Regions from separate parts of the Homo sapiens genome. Here region 1 is linked to region 2. Evidence: chromatin contacts called from ENCODE Hi-C or POLR2A ChIA-PET data. All regions are on one chromosome and are shown on one strand. The core of a region is the stretch at or near the end of the contact, and the rest is flanking DNA. Distances in the headings are between cores, read along the strand shown.

Region 1 (2,890 bases), core at 149-2,648, 120 kb before region 2:
AAGTGATCCGCCCTCCTCAGCCTCCCAAGGGTTGCATCATTTCTATTAAATATCCACCTACAACATTACTACATTACTAAGTATTTTACATATTTTCTATGGCTCTGTATATATGACTGTGTAGGTGGGGGAAAGGGTCTAGAAGGAAACACTCCAAATTATGAAGGTGTTTACCTTTGGGGAGCTGGGAGGGCAGGGGTGGAAGATTACAGAGGAAGAAGAATGGATCCCTGTGTTCTGCATGGAATTACACAGCTCAATGGGTAGGCAGGTTGGGTCACTCACGGATGCTGGGATCTGAGACAGGGGTGCTCAGGTCTCTGGGAGCTTTCAGACCCATCCACCCGGCTTTGTGAGAGCTGGGCTGCCAGGGACCAAAGCCAGTCTTGGTTGTTCTGCCCCTACTCCCTGGTGGAGGTGAGTGGGAAGATGTGCCTTTTGTGGACTGGAGGTCTCTGCTGCTTCCTCCCTAAACTCTGTGCCTCATTTTCCCCCTCCACGCTAGAGTGAGAATGTCCCTGTACTATATCCCAGACCCTTTCCCTCCACAGCACACCTAAGTCATATGACATTGTCCAGACATCAACTTAGCACTTGAGAATCCTCAGCGCAGACAACTGCAGGGCGTTCGGATCTGGCCTCCTCCACCACATCACCCCAAATGAAACCCACGTTCCCCGGACGCCACTGACAGCCCACGAGGTAGGCTCCAGGGTCGGACTGCCTGGGTTCAAATCTGAGCTCAGCAACTTGTTCCTGGGACGTAGGGAAGCTTCCCCACCCTCTGACCCTCAGTTTGCACCTCTGCAAAATGGGGACAGCAAGAGAACCACCCCACAGGGATGCCCTGTGAGCGAAGTTAGGTCGTTTGAGCAAGGCGCTCTGCTGAGCTGTGCCCAGCACGTAGAAAGCGCTCTCGAGTTTCATTGTTGTCACCTCTTGAACAACTTCTTGCCCCGCCCACTCTATGCCAGGACTTTGCCGCCGTCTCTGAGGTCCCAGACACGCCGGGGACCCTGGCCCCGTCTGCCTTCTGCACCCTGGGGGCTTTTCCCAGCCTCCAGCTCTCCCCTCCGCCCCCAACCCGTTCAGTCCCCAGGCCGGGTCCCAGGCGCCTCAGACAGGCACCCAAGCGCCCTCCCGTGGGAAACTGAGGCCGGGACAGGAGCTCGCGGGCCGGGGTTGGGCAGGAGAAGGCGCGCGCGCAGGGACTCCGGGCAGCGCGCGGGAGACCGGGTGCGAGCCAGGGTTCGCCGTCATACCTGCTCGGGCGGCGGAGCGGGGACACGGAGGATGCGCGCTGTCGGCGGTGGCGGAGGCGGCGGTGCGCGCCAAGCTGGCGGCGGCGGCCGAGTGTTGGTGACACTGGGACACCCGGCGAGCGCGGCGAGACCGACTGGGAGGGAGCAGGTTCAGGGGCGGGGAAGCACGGGGAGCGCCCGCGGGTGGAGCTTACTGGGCGCTACCGGCCTGGCCACACGCACGGTCCCGGCTCCCCTGGCCACCTCCCTCGCCTCCCAATAAGCTCCAGCCCCCACACGCCAGGTTCAGGGACACTGGACGCCCCCCGCACGCACGCGCTCCGCATTCTCCCTCCCCACCTCGGGACACCAGCGATACCCACATGCGCCACGAATATGTCCACAGACCCCTCATCCGAGTGTACCCCACGTCCCCTCAGTACATATCACAAGCCACATATATGAACACTCCATCCCACCCCACGCGTGTACCTGTCCCGTTCACCTAGGCGAAGCATCGCGCTCACCAGTACAGGCGCGCCCCCATCACATCCACACCCCTGCAGACACAGTGTCCTCTGGGCAAGTTGGTGACTTTAGGGGGACATATGCAGCCACTTTTCCCAGGAACGTTCTTCCCTCCGCCTCTTCCACCTCCACCAAGGTGGAGACCTCCCAGATCTCAGTCATCCCCGATAGGTCCTATCTTTGCATTAGAAATTCAAACAGCCCACCCCGAGATTGGGAACTCTGGCCCCCTCTGGAGTGCCCACTACACCTGTGCTCTAGCCTCAGGGCACTGGCGGGCCTTGCGCATTTCCTCGAATCTTCCCTTCCTTTTCTTTTCTCTTCTCATCAAGTCAAGGTTTCAGGACTATCATTTCAGCCACTTTCTTGCCAATATCCTTAACACTTAGTTTCCTGTATATTTCTCCATAGATTGTCTTAATGCAGTCATTCTCAAAATTTTTGGTCTTAGGAATCTTTTGTATTTTTCTTTTCTTTTCTTTCTTTCTCTTTCCTTTCTTTCTCTCTCTCTCTCTCCACCTCCCTCCCTCCCTACCTCTCTCTTTCTTCTTTCTTTCTTTCTTTTTTTTTTGACAGAGTCTCACTCTGTTGCCCAGGCTGGAGTGCAGTGGTGTCATCTCAGCTCACTGTAACCTCCACTTCCCGGAATCAAGCAATTCTCCTGCCTCAGCCTCCCTAGTAGCTGGGATTACAGGCATGCACCACCATGCCCGGCTAATTTGTGTTTTTTGTAGAGATGGGTTTTCTTCATATTGGCCAGGCTGGTCTGGAACTCCTGGACTCAAGTGATCCACCCGCCTCGGGCTCCCAAAGTGTTGGGATTACAGGTGTGAGCCACCATGCCCAGCCAGGAATCTTCTGTACTTTTAAAAATTACAGAATACCTGAGACTTTTTGTTTATGTGGAATACACACACACACACACACACACACACACGTGTTTTTAACACATATATGTTATTTTGTTTATATAATGATACTTTCCATATGAGAAACTAAAACTGATACCTAAAAATATTTATTAATGCATTACACTATAATAAACCCACTACTTGTTGACATAAATAAAAGGCTTTTTTACAATTTTTTTCTTTTTTTGGTAAAGAGAGACAGGGTCTCAA
Region 2 (2,932 bases), core at 29-2,528:
CTAAGTACTTTGCAGCTGTCACCTCATTTAATTTTCACGATAATCGTCTGAGGTAGGTATCACAACCACCTCCATTGTACAAATGAAACAGACGCTGACAGGTTAAGTAGCTTGCCCAAGGTCACACTAGAAAGTGGCTGAGCTGGGATTTGCACCTAGGAGTCCCTTTAACGACTAACTAGGCTGCTCTTCAATCATTAATAATAATAACAGCAGCAGGGAAAGCAGCAATAATGGCAGCTATCACTTATTGATCCCTTTCTGTACTCCCAGGCATCCCACTCAGTCCTTTTCACACACTACCTGATTTAATCCTCACTACAGTTATATGAGGTGCTATTACTTGGCCCATTTCACAGAGAAGGAAACTGAGGCACAGAGGTTAGGTAATTTGCCCAAGACCACACAGGTAGAAAGGATTTGAAGGATTCTTTAGAATTCCAGGGCCCTGGCTCATCGCAGCGGCTCCGTGCACCCCCTCCTCACCTACCACCGACTTTGCCTGTCCCCCATCCCACAGTGCAGGACCCCAAAGCTTGGAGAGGGATGAGAGATTTGCCCCAAGTCTAGCGTTGGGTTCGCTGGACCGGAGAGTTCCCGATCAGTGCCCGTCCCGAAGGGCGAGTCCTGTGCAGAAATCACTTGAACTCAACCTCAGGGCCCTGACCCGAGCTCCTGCCGAGCGACCCCGCAGCCCTGCCCTCCCTGCGCGGAGCGAGCGGGCGCTGTCCTGTGGCGGAAGCCACGTCTGCCCCGGGGGAGCGCCGGCTGAAGGCGCTGGAGCGAATCCAACCAGCCCACTTCAAGTGTTTGCTTCTTTCTGCACCAAGTCACCCCGGAGAAAGCATTCCAGAGGGTAGAAGGAACAGTAGCGGACAGGTCCACGCGACTCACCCCGGCAGGGAAGGGGGCTGAACAGGCGCTGGGCGGAGAAAAGAGGCCAGGTGTGGCCCGGGACCCCCAGACCCCCGGACTCTGAGTGGCTCTCGACTGGCTTCGTGCTCCGGGCCACGGCGTGGGTAGACCCGGGAGAGCTGGCCGCTACCGCCCGGGCAAGGTGTCCCAGCATCCCGGGCACCGGGAAGCCGCCACCGGCTGATGCTGGCTCGGCCACCCACCGCGCTGACGGCGTCCGACGCCCTGGCGCCCGGCATCCGCTCCAGTGCCCAGAACCCCCGAGCTGGTCCGACCCAACCCGGCTGAACTCACCTTTCGGTTCCAAAGGGTCCAAGGCTCGTGCGGGTGCGCTGCTCCTCTGCTCGCTCTCGGGCTAGCATCCCCTGGCAGCGCCACCGCGGGCTCTTGTGGGCCGGCCAGGCCCCGCCCCCTAGGGACCCGCCTCCCCAGGCCCCGCCCCCACCTGCCCAGGTGCTTTCCCCAGGCCGCCAGGCACCTGAGACCGCCCGGAGCGGGCCACGACTTCACAACGCCCCCTGGCGCCCCGAAGCCGCCCTGCGCCCCAGCCCGGCCGCGCTGCGTCTTCCTGGGCCACCGCGCAGTGCCTGCTGCCGCCCCGAGGCCGCCCTGCCATCCTGCATTCCCGCTGGGTCTCTGCGGCACTTACCCCAAGGCGCCTCAAAGCGCCTGCTGCCCCCTATTACTGCCCCGCGACTTCCTTCCACTCCCGTCCAGATGGCAGGTGCCTGCCCTAGCACCAGCAGTAATCCCACGCAGCCTCGCTCCTCGGACTCCCTCCAGACCTGCAGCTTCAGTGCCCACCAGCGTCCGGCTGTAGGCAGCAGGGGCTGTTCAGCCAGGCCACTCATCCTTTGACCTTTTCAGCTGCTTCTTTCTCTTTCTTTCGTTATTTCCTCCTTCCTTCTTCTTTCTTTTCCTCTTTCCTTCTTTTTTTTTTTTTTTGACGGAGTCTCGCTCTGTCGCCCAGTCTGGAGTGCAATGACGCTATCTCAGCTCACTACAACCTCCGCCTCCCGGGTTCAAGCAATTCTCCTGCCTCAGCCTCCCAAGTAGCTGGGGTTACAGGCGCGCGCCACCATGCCCGGATTAATTTTTGTGTTTTTAGTAGAGACGCGGTTTCACCATGTTGGCCAGGCTGGTCTCAAACTACTGACCTCAGGTGATCCACGCGTCTTGGCCTCCCAAAGTGCTGGGATTACAGGTGTGAGCCACCGCGCCTGGCCTGTCCTTCTTTCTCTTTCTCTCTTTCTTTCCTTTCTTTCCTCCTTCCTTCCTTGCCTGCCTGCCTGCCTTCCCGCCCGCCCACCTTCCTTCCTTCCTTCCTTCCTTCCTTCCTTCCTTCCTTCCTTCCTTCCTTCCTTTCTCTTTCTTGCTTGCTTGCCTTCCTTCCTTCCTTCCTCCCTCTTTCTTCTTTCTCTCTCTCCCTTCCTTCCTTCCTCCCTCCCTCCCTCCTTTTTCTTTCTTCCTTTCTTTCTTTCTTTCTTTCTTTTTCTTTCTTTCTTTCCTCTATTTCTCTCTTTCTTTTTTTAACAGGGTCTGCCTCTGTCACCTTGGCTGGAGTGCAGTGCTGCAATCATAGCTCACTGTAGCTGCCAACTACTGGGCTCAAGCGAGCCTCCCACTTCAGCGTCTCAAATAGCTGGAATTACAGAGGTAAGCCACCTTTCCTAGCTTCAGCTGCCTTTTTATAGGGACTCAGATAACTACAAGAAACGAGATTAGAAAACTGCAATTGGGAGGGACCATAGAGACACAGCCCCTTTGTGCCGGGGAGAAACTGAAGCCCAGAGAGAGGAAAGGATCTGTTCTTACCTAGAGCTTCTCAGATTTGAATGTGGTTACAATCACCTATGGATGTTGTTAAAATGCAGATTCTGACTCGATAGGGGTGGAGTGGGTCTTAAGAGTCCGAATTTCCAAATTCCTAGGAGATGCCTTGGTTGCTGGTCCAAGGGCGGTTTGCCCAGGTGGATGGAAACAGGTCCAGCATTATTGGAGAGAAATTTAAAGAAAA

What was found. A loop is a pair of places that touch in the nucleus more often than their neighbours do. ChIA-PET counts read pairs that join two places held with the same protein, here RNA polymerase II (POLR2A). Pooled maps may share reads with other maps.
Region 1: a map of PC-9 shows a loop between it and region 2 (6-fold over the local background). The contact joins the promoter of SCNN1B here to the promoter of SCNN1G in region 2. A Hi-C loop is called at or near these places in 6 of 168 maps with a recorded cell type or tissue (Caco-2, GM12878, MCF 10A and 3 more), 23 of 37 single-sample maps with no recorded cell type and 15 of 50 pooled maps. POLR2A ChIA-PET finds 5 or more read pairs at or near these places in 2 of 52 experiments (A673 and PC-3).

The regions. Positions count from the first base shown.
Region 1 is chr16:23,300,810-23,303,699 of GRCh38, reverse strand. SCNN1B (sodium channel epithelial 1 subunit beta) reads right to left here and starts at 1,398. Exons shown (of 13, transcript NM_000336.3): 1 at 1,263-1,398. RefSeq lists enhancers at 1,166-1,682, 1,683-2,200.
Region 2 is chr16:23,181,091-23,184,022 of GRCh38, reverse strand. It overlaps SCNN1G (sodium channel epithelial 1 subunit gamma), which reads right to left and starts at 1,278. Exons shown (of 13, transcript NM_001039.4): 1 at 1,210-1,278. RefSeq lists a silencer at 1,307-1,556.